Linked DNA regions of Homo sapiens: region 1 is linked to region 2. A link is an interaction called in ENCODE POLR2A ChIA-PET data of the cell type or tissue named here. Cell type or tissue: PC-9. All regions are shown on one strand. Links, peaks and the distances in the headings refer to the core of each region. The heading gives the core; the rest is flanking DNA.

The links. Peaks named below come from ENCODE experiments on the same cell type or tissue, not always from the same donor. Only the 100,000 strongest peaks of a DNase experiment are listed, where the experiment ranks them.
Region 1: POLR2A ChIA-PET joins it to region 2 with 7 read pairs; 3 of 35 experiments call an interaction of 5 or more read pairs at or near these places.

Annotation. Positions count from the first base shown.
Region 1 is chr16:72,985,891-72,993,656 of GRCh38, reverse strand. The region is part of intron 1 of ZFHX3 (zinc finger homeobox 3); the gene reads left to right. Among named protein-coding and RNA genes, the nearest start is that of ZFHX3, 58 kb to the left of the region's middle. In PC-9, for the core only: no CTCF peak of the experiment used is centred there; DNase peaks (open chromatin) are centred at 3,356 and 3,876; H3K4me3 peaks cover 1,633 bases; H3K27ac peaks cover 2,500 bases.
Region 2 is chr16:72,910,453-72,918,218 of GRCh38, reverse strand. The region is part of intron 3 of ZFHX3 (zinc finger homeobox 3); the gene reads left to right. Among named protein-coding and RNA genes, the nearest start is that of ZFHX3, 130 kb to the left of the region's middle. In PC-9, for the core only: no CTCF peak of the experiment used is centred there; a DNase peak (open chromatin) is centred at 4,418.

The sequences.
Region 1 (7,766 bases), core at 2,224-4,723, 77 kb before region 2:
GAGTGGTGGGCTTGAAAAATAAAGGGTTTTCTTAGGAAGGATGAAACAGGCGCTGCTGTGCTGTTGGGCATCGCTTGTTGTCCTGTTAGAGTGAGGAGGGATGATTCTTTTCGTCTGACAATGTTCTTTTTTGTGCAGTTTTAGGTATTTTTAGAGTCATGAGGAGGGCAGCTGCTCTATTTGGAAGTGCTCACATCTTTATTTCTCAATGGGGATTTTGCACGTTATTCTGAAACATGTTAATACATGTAGGCAGCTAACGGTAGGGGGGCCTGTGGACAGGTCTGGTGGAATCACCAAATCATAGCAGATGATACTACGGATCTCTTAGCATAGACCACATGGCCTGGCATCTAGAATCTTGTGATGCGAACAGTGGGCCATACAGGGTGCTTGGGTGAGGAGTGATTTTGGTTGAGTGGGTGATAGGAGCAGGCAGCCAGGCTGGCCAGCCAGGCCGGGGGACCTGTCTTCATGTGTCCTGCCTTTTTGCAGTTCTTGTTTTTTTTGTTTGTTTGTTTGAGATGGAGACTAGCTCTGTCACCCAGGCTGGGGTGCAGTGGTGCGATCTCGGCTCACCACAGCCTCCACCTCCCAGGTTCAAGCGATTCTCCTGCCTCAGCCTGGGAGTAGCTGGGATTACAGGCGCCTAGCGCCATGCCCGGCTAATTTTTCTATTTTTAGTAGAGATGGGGTCTCACCATGTTGGCCAGGCTGGTCTCAAACTCCTGACCTCAGGTGATCCACCCGTCTCAGCCTCCCAGAGTGCTAGGATTATAGGCAGGGGCCATCGCGCCTGGCCTTTCTGCAGTTTTTGATGCCCCTCGAAGGCTCTTTGGTGCCTTCCTTCCGCGGCTGGAATGAGTTTCGTGTGCACGGCCATCCACCTTGAGAGGTTGTACCTTTCTGAATGGGCTGTTCCAAGCAAGCCATACATTTCTTTCTTGGTCAGTCTCCTTTATTTGCTAATTTCCTTTTGCTGTCTGTCTCTTTACATGGGTGCCACTTTAATTAAGACCTAGAGAAGTGCTGGCCTCCATGAGAAATGTGGCTGAGTCCCCTCTTTTGGCTGTGAGTAAATGCCTTTGTGTGGGTTGGGATCCCTAGGAGGCACCCCCCTAGGGAATTTTTGCAATCTTGGCCGAGCATAGTTAGAAGCTGCAATTACTACTTGGTTGCTAATTACCCAGCCTCACATTAGATCCGTTTACAGGGAGAGCTTGGAGCCTGTCAGCAAAGGTCAGCCGGAGGTCCTCTCACTAAACAGCCCTCTTGTGATAGCTGTTGGAGGGGAAAGGCATTAATGGGGGAAGGCAGGGAAGCTGGCTCTGGGCTGTAGGATCCTCGCTGTGGGGGATGGGAGAGGCAGAAGTGCTGTTGATGGCTGCAGAGGTCAGAGAGGCTGATAACCCATCTCATAACCTTTCTCAGGAGGCCTGGAGGAAGGCGGAGAAACGCTTTCATTTTGGAGGCTCTGCTCTAGCAAGGAGGGAGATGGATACTTAGAAGAAACTAGGACCTGTGGGTTGGGGACTTTTAATGGTTGACTATGTGAGAAAGATCAGTTCGGCGACAGCCTCTGAGAGTGGAAGAGACCCCTCTGCCCCCAACTCAGGGCATCATTTCTGTTGTTTCTTTGTACTGCCTATACTGTATTATTTGCTTTACATTTTTCTTTTCACGGGATCCTCCGTTATAACCACAAATACCCACCTTAGCATCATCCCGAGCAATTGTGTCTGAGGAATCACAGGCTCGTGCTGGTTGGATTGGCTCAGATAAACATTGACTGGCTAATGACCAGAATGTACAAAGTTCACCCACTCCCACCTGGAACCATCTAGCCCCTGGCCAGTGTTGCGTGGGTGAAACACCCTGAAAAAAGATGATGGAAAAGACACTGGCCTGGAAGTCTGAGTACTTGTGTGTGACCATGGACAAGTCTCTCTGCTTCTCTGAGCCTCAAAAGTGAGAATACGGCCTTTGTTGGATTGCTATGCAAATGACATGAGAACATGTTCTTTGTCTGTATAAATGTTAATAAATATTAATATAAGCATTAATAGCTAACCCCTATTAAGCATCTACTGTGCTAAATACTTCACTGTCTCATTAATCCTTACAACCCTATGGGGTAAAGATGATCCTACACCCATCATATGAGTGATGAACTTGAGGCCCAAAGTCTGTAGCAAATTTGCTGCTGTTAAATGGCCTCTGCGCTGGGATGCCAGCTCAGAGCATATACTCCTAGCCACGACAGCAGTCCCTCTTTATCCTTGGGGAGACATTCCAAGACACTTAGTGGAATGTCTGAGAGGGAGGATAGTATCAAACCCTAGGTAGACTATGTTTTTTTCTCTACCTACATGCCTATGATAAAATTTAATTTATAAATTAGGCACAGTAAGAGATTAACAGTGATAACTAATAATAAAATAGAACAATTAAAACAATATCCTGTAATGACAGTTATGGGAATATGGTCTCTCCTCTCTCTCAGAATATCTTACTGTACTGTAATGTGGGTAACTGAGGTCATGGAAGATGAAGCCTCGGATAAGGGACTGCTATACTATATTATCCTAATGCTATACAGTACATACTATGCTGTGTATAGGACTTCTTTGTCATTAACCCATTTCTCTCTCTTTTTTTTTTTTTAATTTTATTTTTTGAGACAGGGTCTCACTCTGTCACCCAGGCTGGAGTGCAGTGACGCGATCTTGGTTCACTGCAACCTCCGCCTCCCGAGTTTAAGCGATTCTTGTACCTCAGCCTCTCGAGTAGCTGGGATTACAGGCATGTGCCGCCACACCCGGCTAATTTTTGTATTTTAGTAGTGGCAGGGTTTCGCCATGTTGCTCAGGCTGGTCTCGAAGTCCTGGCCTCGAGTGATCCACCTGCCTCGGACTCTCAGAGTACTGGGATTACAGGCATGAGCCACTGCGCCCAGCCATTATTGACCCATTTCAAGGTGTTAGTTTAGTGCTTCTCTGATATCTGCCTGTTGGGTACATTATTAGACAAAAATCGTTTAAAGTGAGGAGAACTGGAAAGAAGAGGGTGCTCAGCTCCTCCAGGGTGGATCCCTTTTAAGATCGCTCAGCAGCTACAGCAAGGTCTTCAGCACTCAGTTCCTGTCTGTTTGTCCCATCCGTGGCTGGGACAGGCCTGGACTTCCCCATAGCTCTCTCCCGCCCGCTTCAAATCAGGGCAAGATCAGTATGTGGTGATGGGGGCCTTGGAGGCAGGGGCACGATGTGTGAGACTGATAACGTTCTTGCAGCCTGAGACATGGGCTTTAGAGCAGTTTCGAAACTCTGTGTTCTCTCTCTTCACAAGTACAATGCGTTTCCCTGGCATTTACAGGCCAGGACCTGGGAGAACGCCGTGTCGTCTTAAACCTCAGAAATTGCCAAGTGACAGTGCCAAGGGACGGGTTTACTGGTTTCCCCTCCATCGGACTGAGTGCAGCTGCCCTTCCCCACCCTCCTGCAGTTAGGGAGGCGTGTCCCTCTTTTGACTGGCTGAGTCAGAAATCAGCCAGGACTTAGCGCTTTTTGATTTGAACAGAAACGGTGGGGGGAAAAAAACCCAAACCTTGTGGTATTTTATAATTCGGGAAAGTTGGTCTAGAGAGGGCCAGCGAATTGGCTGTGGGACCCTGTTAGGGAAAGGTCTGGGCCTCCTGACTCCTGCTTTCTCTTTTCCTGAGCCAGAGGAGCCCCAGGCCTGTGCATGAAACATACTTGACAAAACTAAATTTTTACTGAATTTCCACCCCTTGGGTGCTGACTAACACCACTTCCCCACATATAACTCTGCGTCCGCATAATTAACATATAATTTGATACCTGGAAATTCATGCAGGGTGGAGCTGGAATGGATTACTCAGCTTTTGGCAATTCTTCCTGGGCTGTAGAACTCTGTGTGCTGCATCTTGCTTCTCCTGTTACTGCTAACTCATTTGGCCCATATTCTTCCCACTTATTTCTTCCTTCTGCCCTGGAAAGATGAGTGAAATAAGTATGTGGTATGTTTTTGTCATTGAAGCAACTGAAGGATTGTTGACTTATCCATGTGCACTGTCCACTTACCTAGTATGCGTGTTCTTAGCCTGCTTCTCGCATTGGCTGGTGGAGTTTGATAGTGCCATGGTTTCTTTTTTTTTTTTTTGAGACAGAGTGTCTGTCGCCCAGGCTGGAGTGCAGTGACACAATCTTGGCCCACTGCAACTTCCACCTCCTGGGTTCAAGCAATTCTCCTGCCTCAGCCTCCTGAGTATCTTGGATTACTGTCATGCAGCACCACGCCTGGCTAATATTTGTATTTTTAGTAGAGACAGGGTTTCACCTTGGCCTGGCTGGTCTCAAACTCCTGACCTCAGGTGATCCACCCGCTTCGGCCTCCCAAGGTGCTGGTATTATAGTCATGAACAGCCGCACCTGGCTCTGTTTTAATTTTTTTTTTTTTTTAATTTGAGACAGCGTCTTGCTGTCTTGCCCAGGCCAAGAGTGCAGTGATGTGATCTTGGCTCACCGCAGCCTCAAACTTCTGGGCTAAGTGATCCTCTTGCCTTGGCCTCTCTTAGCTGAGACCACAGGTGTGCACCACCACTTCCTACTAATATTTGTATTTTTTGTAGAGATGGGGTCTCCCTATGTTGTCCAGGCTGGTCTCAAACTCAGGGGCTCCTGTGATCCTCCCACTTTGGCCTCCCAAAGTGCTGGAATTGTAAGTGTGATCTCTGTGCCTAGCCAGTACCGTAGTTTATTTCATTGCCTGCTTCCTCATCAAGATGATGCCATCAGTATTAAAAAATGCAGTCAGTAATTATCAGTGAAGAATAAAGATGAAAAATTATGATGATTTTGCAATTTAAATTTATAGCATATGCTGATGGTTATAAGTTTTGTTGGAGAAATTATTTATTGTGTTGACACATGTATTAATGTGGGGGAATCATGGCTCTTAATGTACATGATACCTGCCTTTATAGATTGAAAGACTGGGTGAACCCTGACCTGTTGCAGGGACCCAGTTAGTGCAATTGAATTCCAATCAGGATCACTTGGAAATGAATCCAGAAATCCGCGTTATTTGAAAAGAAGTGATTTAGAGCAGTGCAGAGGGAAGATTGTATATGGTGTGAGCTCAGAGGAAGGCTGGAGTGAATCCCTTAATCAGAAATGTTTGGCGGGTTCCAGCCTGCATATCGACCCCTCGATGGCCACAGCTTCCTGATCCAGTGGCTGGAGAAGGATCTTGGGTCCGTGTACCAGCTAAGCATGCACCCTTCAGTCAGCTGCAGGAAAGGTGGGAGCGGGAAGAGTAGCTCCGGGACTGGCTGGCTGTTCCCTGCCCTAGACTGTGCTTATGAGCCTTTCAGGTTTTGAGAACTTGACTTTGGAAAGCTTCTAAATTTGTTCCTAGTGGGTTGATGTATTTTGTGGAGGTCAAATTAGAGCTAATGGCCTTAATGGTTTACAGTGCTCCTAAATGGTTCTTAGCACTTATGCAGGCTCGACTGGCCCTGTTGGGCGGGTTTCCAAGTGTGGACCATATTGTTCTTAGGGTATGTTTTTTGCTGAAGTTATTGTTGGGAGGACAGATATGTGCAAGTGAGGTTAAAAGGTAACAGCAGAATTAGCCACATATAATATTAAACTTTCTTTTGGTATCAAATCCAGGGAGGTGTTTGTTAACATGGGCCCCGTGAGCATATGTGAATGAATAGGGCGTCCAGCTTGGAGTTCAGTAGGTGGCGTTTGTCTGTCCTTTGCCACTTTGCCTAGGAGCAGGTGATTCATGAAAGGCAGTCCTAGGGAAGCCTCAGATTCCCTCCGGCCATTCCTGGTTGCCAAATAGTTCCTCTAAGAGCAGGTAGCCAGGTTAAAGGAATCCCTGGTGCATCCCTTCCAGCCATGCTGTGGTATCCATGAGTTCATGGCAAGGTCTTTGGCAAACGAATGATACTCTACATAAAACTGGCTCCAGTGTTCTGATTTCTGTGTGTTTGGGAGTAGGTGGGGCAGAACCAGATGTCTATAAAGGAGCTGCATGTCTGTACTGGTCCACACCATTGAAGCATACATGTGTACACAGGCACAGTGTGGGGGCAATGACCTCCCAGAGCTGCTGGTTGCAGCTGAATGGGAAGAAAATAGGGCAGGTAGAGGTCCCTCTACCTAAACTGAGGTGGCAGTGGCAACGGAGACCAGGAGCACTGGTGAATGATTTCTCCATGCTTTGATCGGGGAGGGTGGGAGGTGGAAGCAGCCTCCACATCATCTTACTTTGGCCTGTCAGCTCTCAAAGTGGTGTCCCTTCAATTGCAAATGTTGTTTTGAAGGCCTAGTGCTGTAGAAGTCTATTACAGGTAAAATATTCTTAGCTGCTATGAGAGTTGAGTGAGGGATGGGTGCTTGCCTTCTAGCTGCTGATGGAATGACTACTGAATTCTCCTTAAAACTTGAGTTCTTTGTTTTGTGTTGAGACAGGATCTCACTTTGTTGCCCAGGCTGGCGTGTAGTGGCTGGATCACAGCTCCCACAACTCACTGCAGCCTCAGCCTCCTGGACTCTGGTGATTCTCCCACCTCAGTCTCCCGAGTAACTGGGGCTACAGGTGCTCGCCACCACACCTTGCTAATTTTTGTGTTTTTCGTAGAGGTGGGGTTTTGTTTTCGTCGTGTTACCCAGGCTGATCTCAAACTCCTGGGCTCAAGCGGTCTGTCTGACTCGGCCTCCAAAAGTTCTGGAATTACAGGTATGAGCCACTGCACCTGGCTGGGTTCTATGTTTTTTCCATTTCACACTCTGAAAACACACCTTCGGTATATTTGCAGAGCCCTGAAGTCCTGGGGCTGCCATCCTTAATCGCAGGACCCAGTGGCTTTCCCCTAAGAGGTCCGAAGAACATGATTATACTACCTGCGAGATGCCTACTTATATTGAAAAATATGTCTGCATTGCAGTTCCTCTTGAACATGAGGTGACAGCATTGGAGACGGTGCCGATAATTCAATAACTTGCGTCTCGAGGAAAACGGTGGTGTCTGTGACCAAGAAGGAGTTAATTTCCACTGCTAATAAAAACTAAATGGGTGCCTTGGGCATGATAGAACTTGGGACCCAAGCCCAGTTCAGCAGCCCAAGTCACAGTTGAGTAGTGTTGGCGGAAATGCATTCTACAATCAGCATTTGACCATGTTCAGTTAGCTTCATGGCCACCAAGTTCTCCAGAGAAGTTTTAATTACAAACCAAGGTGGTGTGGTTTCTTAAATGTGTTAGAACAAATGGATGTCAGCCCAAGGAGCCCTGAGCAGCCCCCCTCCATCGATAAAACCCCATAATTATCACATGGCGGGTCCTAAGGAGGAAATCTGAAGGCCCTGAGTGGCTGTCGGCTGTGCTTCCGTCCTCCCCTTCCTGAAGTTGGGGGCAGGGTGAGGGTGGAGAAGGACAGTCTGTTCTTTAGAGAATCTGAGAGTGAAGCTCCACCCAGGACGGGCCATGGAGTGCCTGTCCCTGGGAAGAACATGTTAACCGCCCAGGGGTGAGGCCTGCTTTTTGGGAGTGGGAGATTGTGGGGAGTTGGCGGGGTGGGGGGTGGTTAAAAATGGAAGACCTTGAAATGGCAAATCTTTATTAGTTTTGTAAACAGCTTTAGGAAGCGCTGGGAGCATCTTGCAGGGACCCTGCAATTATCATAATAAACAGTTTTATCATCTGCTTGGCAATCAATATTGTGGCTTACACTGC
Region 2 (7,766 bases), core at 3,299-5,798:
GACTTATTTGCTTGTTGACAGGTCCCTTGAATGATGATGCCTTTGATGGGACGTGGTCTTTTGGCGAGGCCTCACTCGTGTGGATCACAGGGAGTCTGTCCCTTTCCTTGATATAGACACCAAGTCATTAATGTTCTAGTCTTTTATTAAGCAGCCATCTCAAGCCCTCATGGAACTGACAGTTAAACCAGGCCTCCTTGTCCCCTCAACCTGGGGAAGGAACTTGACATTTATTGCTGTTTTTCTTCATCGTGTTTATTCCATTGACTCAGTGGGCTAGCTGGCTGCCCTCTCAAGTTTATAATATCTGAAAATGTAACAGTAAGGTGATCGTCTTTATATACACACATATATATTTCCACTTAATTATTTTTATTAATTTTGAGTTCAAAAGTGCTTCATGTTTATTGTATGTAAAAAAAATTTTGGAAATGCAGAGACACACACACAAAAAATCATCCCTAATTTCACTACCAAGATGCTTTAAATTTTAAACATTTTGGTATATGTCATTTTGGCCTCTTCTGTACAGATGTGATATTATTATTTCGTAGAATTGAAATGATACTGTGTGTATCTTGTAACTGGCTTCTAAAAAGCTTTACAATGTGTGACCTTTTTTGGATGTCACTAGATGTTTTCTACAACATGATTTTTGATAGCTGCACCAAACACCCCGTGGTATGAAGGTGCTGCAATTTAGTTACTGGGCGTTTGATAGTCGGCTTGTTTCCAGTTTTTCACTGTTATAAATTAAACGTTCATAGATGGATAATATAAACAAATTAAAATAGCTCTTTCTCTATCAAAGGTGTTAAACATGTATTTATGTATTTGTGTTACTGTCTACCTTTCCCCCAGTTTATCATTATCTTTTGCTGTTTATGGTATGTTTTGAGATTCCAAAGTTTCGAAATTTTACATGGCGAAAACTTCTCATTTTTGCTTCCTTCTCCTTTGTTTGTTTATTTATTTATTGAGACAGGGTGTTGCTCTGTCACCCAGTCTGGAGTGCAGTGGTGTGATCATGGCTCGCTGTAGCCTCGGCCTTCTGGAATCAAGTAATCCTTCCACCTCAGCCTCCTGAATAGCCAGGACTATAGGCGCGTGCCATGATACCTGGCTAATTTTTGTGTTTTTTTTGTAGCGATGGGGTTTCACCATGTTGTTCAGGCTGGTCTCGAACTCCTTGGCTCAAGCAATCCACCTGCCTGGGCCTCTCAAGGTGCTGGGATTACAGGTGTGAGCCACTGCACCTGGCCTTCTTCTGCTTTGTTAAGCTTAGAACTGTCTTTCCCCTGCCAAGATCACATTCACTCCATCCCCTTTTAGTCTTTCATGGTTTCATGTTTTGACACTTAACTCTGTTATCCATCTGGAGTTTATTTTGGTATATACTGTGAGATAGGGGTTCCTCTATTTATTTTTTTCTCAATTATCTGTCCCTGCCATGTTTATTAAGCAATCTACCCATCCTTTGCCGTGGTGCCTAGAAATGCCACTATATCATACATGAAGTTCTCATTTGGATCTGTTTCTAGACATTTTCTTTTTTTATTAATTCGCCTTTTCTTGGGGCCATACAGAACTGTCTCCATTGTTTAGTTTTGCACTGCCTGGTATTAAAATATAATAATCCTCGTTAGTCAATTCGTACAAATGATTTACATTTCACCTGTTTCTTCCCCATATGACTTTTTGACTAACTTTGTTGGGTGATAGGCATGACTTCTGTCTCTGTTCACATCTTATTAGAAACGCTGGACAGGAGAGGTCCACCTGGATAATTATATTTTACTGCAGGCATTTTCCTCCATGTTGACTTTGATTTATCATCAGCATTCTCTGGGCCAACATTTTTAAGTACAGAGACCTCTTACCATAGTATAATTAGATCCCCCCATTCCAGATTGTTCACAAGCATATCATGAGATACAAAATCAAATGTCATTAATCTTTAATAGTCCCTGATCTCCCAGTTCGGTGTTAGTAATAACAGCAGTAGTCACCTTATTTGAGAAAAAGAAAGGCGGAGGAGGGGGGGGAAGTGAAGAGTCAAGGAAGAAGTCAGTCTCTTGCTCTGTAAGTGATTCACTGCTCTCTTTTCTAAGTGCTTACAAACATCTTCTTAATTATTTTAGATTTTTGCCACGTATACTATTCCAGTCCGTCATTTCCAGCTTCTGATGCCATTAAAAATCAGAAAATATGCCTCTCTTCAATGCTATTTTATGTTTTCTGGCTGAAGTGAAACGTTGAAATGCATGGAAAAGAATACTTTGAAATGTTAAGTAGTTACGTCTAGAGTGGGTGATTCTTAGAATGGGCGTTGGAACTGTGCCTGGCACATAGTAAGCACTCAGAGATTAACTTATTAATAACACTTTTCTGCATTTTATAAAATGATTATATGTGCTTTTAAAATCACAATGAAATTCAGCCTTTTTTTTTTTTTTATGACAGAGTCTTGCTCTGTCACAGAGGCTGGAGTGCAGTGGCACAAACACGGCTCACTGGAGCCTTGACCTCTTGGGCTCAAGTGATCCTCCTCCCTCAGCCTCCGGAGTAGCTGGAACCACAGGCATGCATGTACCACACACCTGGCTAATTTTTTTTATTTTTTGTAGAGACTGGATCTTGCCTTGTTGCCCAGGCTGGTCTCGACTTCCTGGGCTCCTCTTGAGCCTTGGCATCCAGGAGTGCCGGGGTTACAAGTGTGAGCCACTGCACGTAGCCTCAGTCTTGAGAGGTGGCAATTCTGTTTTCCTCTTGAGATCTAGTTGGGTGGACAGGTTGGAGCAGAGGCCCGCCACGCTGATCCCGGACACTGGGTGTCGAGAGCCTTCTGTTTGATGTGTTCTGCGAGTCTAGGTGTTGATGGAAGATCTGCTGTCTGCCCAGTCACTGATGGGATCAATATAGTATTAGAATTTGTATGGTGTGATTCTTTATTAGTGTCATTTTTTTAAAGGCAAATTTTTGCAGTTGACACAATGGGAAAACAAAAGACAGGGTTAAATGGAGGAGAAATAAATGCCAGATATTTGGAGAATCCAGTGTGGGGCGGGTGTGCAGGTAGGGGACATTTGTTGCTTCCTACACACTTCATCATCTTTTCTCTGTGGACAGGATGATGGTAAAGATCAGTACTGGAATTTTGAATTTTGAATAACGTAGGCTACTTGTTAGCCTATGTGTTTTTGTTGTTGTTGTTTGTTTGTTTGCTTTTAGATGGAGTCTCACTCTGTCGCCCAGGCTAGAGTGCAGTAGTGTGATCTCAGCTCACTGCAACCTCTGCCTCCCAGATTCAAGCAATTCTCCTGCCTCAGCCACCCGAGTAGCTGGGACTATAGGCGCACACCATCACACCCAACTAATTTTTGTATTTTTAGTAGAGACAGGGTTTCACCGTATTGGCCAAGCTTGTCTCAAAGTCCTGACCTCAAGTGACCTGCCTGCCTCAGCCCCCAAAGTGCTGGGATTATAGGCATGAGCCACCGCACCCAGCCTAGCCTATGTTATTCTTTTGGGTAAGAATGCAGCAGTTCTTACCCAAACATTCCTTGTTCCTTTCTTGTTTCTCTAGAAGCAAGAGCTTCCTTGTTTCTTTTTTAATGTCAGAACATCAAATGTTAGGATTAAACAAGCCCATGAGTAAATATTTGCAGGTTGTAGATCGGGGGTGTTGTGGGCCAAGTTTCTCCCCCAAGTCTGCCTGCTGATCGCTTTTTTCCTGACCTCTGAGCTTTATTGCTTTGTCACAGTGAACTCTAAATGTTTTTGGAGACAGTTCCAAGTTTGTGTCTGTAGTAGATAGGGGCTGAGATGGGAGTAAGTATCGTGGTCTGTGGGTTCTGAGCTTCTTCCATACCTGTTTGTAGAGAGGGAGGTCCTTAGCCAAGCTAATGTGTTCTGGATTCTCTGCCACACTATAGAGATGAAGGCGGACTGTCTTCTGTTGAAAACCCTCCAGACCATCTTGGTTTTGTTGGGCCTCCTTAGCGCTGTCACTCACAGTGCCACTGTGGGAGTGACATGGTGCTGCCGCATTTTAACTGCCCTGAAATTTCAGAGTTGTATATCAAGAAGCAGGATAGCAGAGAGGTCTCTAGACAGCATGATCTCTAGAGCCAGGGGGCCTGGGTTCAGATCCCGCCTCTGTCCCTTCATAGCTGTGTTAACACGAGCAAGTGATTTAACCTCTTGGTTCCACATTTCACCTACTGTCATTTGGGAGGATTGTTGTAATCTTGTGCCATCTCATTCATCTGGCTGTGGTGGGGATTAAATGGGCTAATATCTATAGCTACACAGCACCTGGCCTGGCACTGTGAGGGCCCTGAATCTCTTGGCATTGCTTCATTTCCATTGTCGAGAGCCCAGGTATGCAAAACAAAGACAACAAACTCTGACTTTCTAGATAGACATTTCCATTAGCCACCTTTGTTTGCATAAAGAGAAGTTTATCTCTTTTACGAGATGTTTTTATTTTATTAACAGCGTAATAACCAGAAGGTGGAGCTTCACTCCCCTGCCCTTAAGTGTGGGCTGGGCTTAGTGACTCTTTTTAATGAGTAAAGTCTGGAGAAAGAAAAGTGTTAACTTACCCTTGGAGAAACCCAGCAGATGTCACCTTAACAAAGTGATCAAGGTCAACATCACCAGTGATGGGTCATGTTGATGTCACATAGCCCCTGATGTGATACGGTGGATGGGAAGGGTCCTTCCCCTTGGTGGCATTCTCTCCAGAAATCCATAATCTCAATCTAATTGTGAGAAAACATCAGACAAACCCACACTGAGGGGTCCTCTACTGACCTGCCCCTGTCAGAAGCGCCCAGGTCTTTCAGGACAAGGAAAGACAGATTGGAGGCGATGGAGGAGAATGACATTTCAGTGCTATGCAGGGACATGGTTTGGATCCTGGACCAGAGAAAGGCCTTGAGTAGAAAAACTGGTGGCATCTGAATAAAGTCTGTAGCTTGGTCATAGTATTGTAGCAATGCTCATTTCTTTGCTTTGACAGTGTCCCAGCTGTTAAGATGGAAGATGTTGACATTAGAGGCAGCTGTGTGAAGGGCACATGGGAACTCATTGTATCTTTACAACTCTTCTATAAATCTAATGTTATTTCAGACACAAAAATTTCAAAATCAGAATTCAAAAACCAGGCCTGTTTTACAAATCTTTAATTAGGGCTGGGCGTGGTGGCTCACGCCTGTAATCCCAACACTTTCGGAGGCTGAGGTAGGCGGATCATGAGGTCAGGAGATTGAGACCATTCTGGCCAACGTGGTGAAACCCCGTCTCTACTAAAAATACAAAAATTAGCCAGGTGTGGTGGTGTGTGCTTATAGTCCCAGCTACTTGGGAGACTGAGGCCGGGAAGTCGCTTGAACCTGGGAGGCAGAGGTTGCAATGAGCTGAGATGGCCCCACTGCACTCTAGGCTGGCGACAGAGGGAGACTCTGTCTAAAAAATAATAATAAAATAATAATAAAAATCTTTAATTCATTTAGAAGAAAAGGAAGTAAAAGTGCAAGCCCCATCCCTGCTCCCCATTCGCTCCTATCCTCCCTCCCAAGGACAGCAACCCTTAGGAGCTGCTGTTTCTCCCAGACCTCTAAGTGCACGTAAACAGTTTTATTCAAAGTCTTAAAAAGCCTTTTTGACTCCCATTCTGATCATACGCCTTAGAAGCTTCCAACCTTTTAGCTTTCCTGCAACAATTTTCCAAATAAGTTTCTTTTCAGATGTATTTTGGCTCTTCCATAAGACTTATTTAAGAGCAGCGTTTGGCCAGCGCTTAATGTTATTTCCACTCATACCTCCAACCCACCCAGGTCCCATTTATATTGCCACTGCCCTTGCCAGTCTTTCTAAAGCCTCCCAAATTAGCATCATCTGAGAATTTAATTAACTTGCTGTTTACTAACCCTCTCCTTTCAAGATAATTAATGAGGATGTTAAGTGACACTGGGCCTGACATTGCTCCCAGCGGCACCTGAGCAGGCACCTCCCCGCGCGGAGCCTGGCAGGGTCGAGCTCCTGCCTTTGTCTACCCTTCAGCCAGCGTCTGGGCTGCATGGCCATGCTGGGTACAGGCAGCAATGGCACATGTTTGCTGAAAATCAGCCTTTCCTGCCTCGCCTTTTATCCTCCCGTTTTCTGCTTTGTTAATTAAAAAGCCTCATTTTACTTAGAATGGAATGCTTATTTTTTATGTTATTCCCTAGACAGCGTCTACATTACCGGGCTTGAAATTAAACTAGCTGAGAGAGTCCGGAGTTACAATTCCCTTTTGTTTCTAAAGTGGCAGTGTGACGTCTCCCGCATCCCTCTCCCCCTGCCCTCTGCTTTCTACTTAATCCAGGTAACTAGATGTGATTGTTGGTCTAGAATTCAGCACCGTCCACTAGAACTTTCTGTGATGATGGAAATGTTCTGTGATCTGTGCTGTCCAGCGTGGTGGCCACCAGCCACACGGGGCCATCGAGCACTTGAAATGTGGCTAGTGTCACCGAGGGATTGAACTTTTCATTTTATTTAACTTAATTTAAATTTAAATAGTCACATGTGGCTAGTGGCTGCTATATTGGCCAGCCTCTGTGAATGATCTTTTATCTGCCCTGGGTTATCCGCGGAGGGTCTGAAATGCCCAGCCGTTTCCAAACCTTCCCCGACACGTTGTTTCTCTGACCGAGAAGGTAAACTGATTTCGCCACTGCATTCAGCAAGCCCTAATTAGGAAGGTAAGTTTTCCGAAGGAAAAAGATGTTACTTTCTAAATCCAAATGTAAGTGACTTGGATTATCCGTGTCACTGAGCGCTTCATTCATGCAGATAATTGAGAATTGACAGTGTCCTTTTCCCTCAATTACTTCCTGATAGTTCCATGTGTTACAGTGGGGGAAACATGGAGCTGTTTTTAAATAGCTATGCTAACTTCCTCATTAATTTTACCTTTTTCTACCAATTAACAAATATTAACTCCTGTGGCAGAATTAAGCTGGCTTCCCTTGTGAAGCTACACTCATTCTCGACTCCCTTACTGCCCAAGTCTGGTGAAGCTGAGCTTCTCACCTTCTGTTTTGCAGTGTGCAACCCAGGCAGCAACATGATGTTTTGTAGGGGAATCTTTGTGCTGGGTTATTCACGGAGTAGCACAGCACGGGCTGACAAACCCCAGCCGAGGAATGGTAGATCCCAGGGTTGACTTCTGTGACTCCTACTTGCCAGCCACATTCTCTTTCACATTCGGACCCAGGGATTGCAAACCCAGATGCCTGCAGGGGCCATACAGGTATCAGAAGTGGGTAACTGGTGTGGGGCTGGAGGGCTCCTGCACCATCTTTTCTAGGTAATTGCTGACATGAGGGAATGTACAGCCAGAAACCCTGTTTTTTTGTTTTGTTTTGTTTTTTAATGTCTAAAGAGGCAAAAAATCTTGATTGTATGGGAAATTGGCAGATTTTTAAATGTTCACCATTAATTAAGCATTTTTAAAAACTCCCGAGGGTTATGAAGCTCCCACCTGCAGGCTTCTCAGCCACTGCCAATTTGCCATCTCTAGATTATCTCTCTCCTGTGTCCATTAAACAGAGGAGAAAGCCATCTGCCACGCTGCCATCCACTGCCTAATGTCTCAAGGTGCTTATGAGAATCATTTGAGCTGTGTAATGGCCAAACCCTTTGAAATCTACGCAGGACTGTGTACATGTAAGATGATGTTATTGAGAAAACACCTAAATACTTCATTTTTCTCA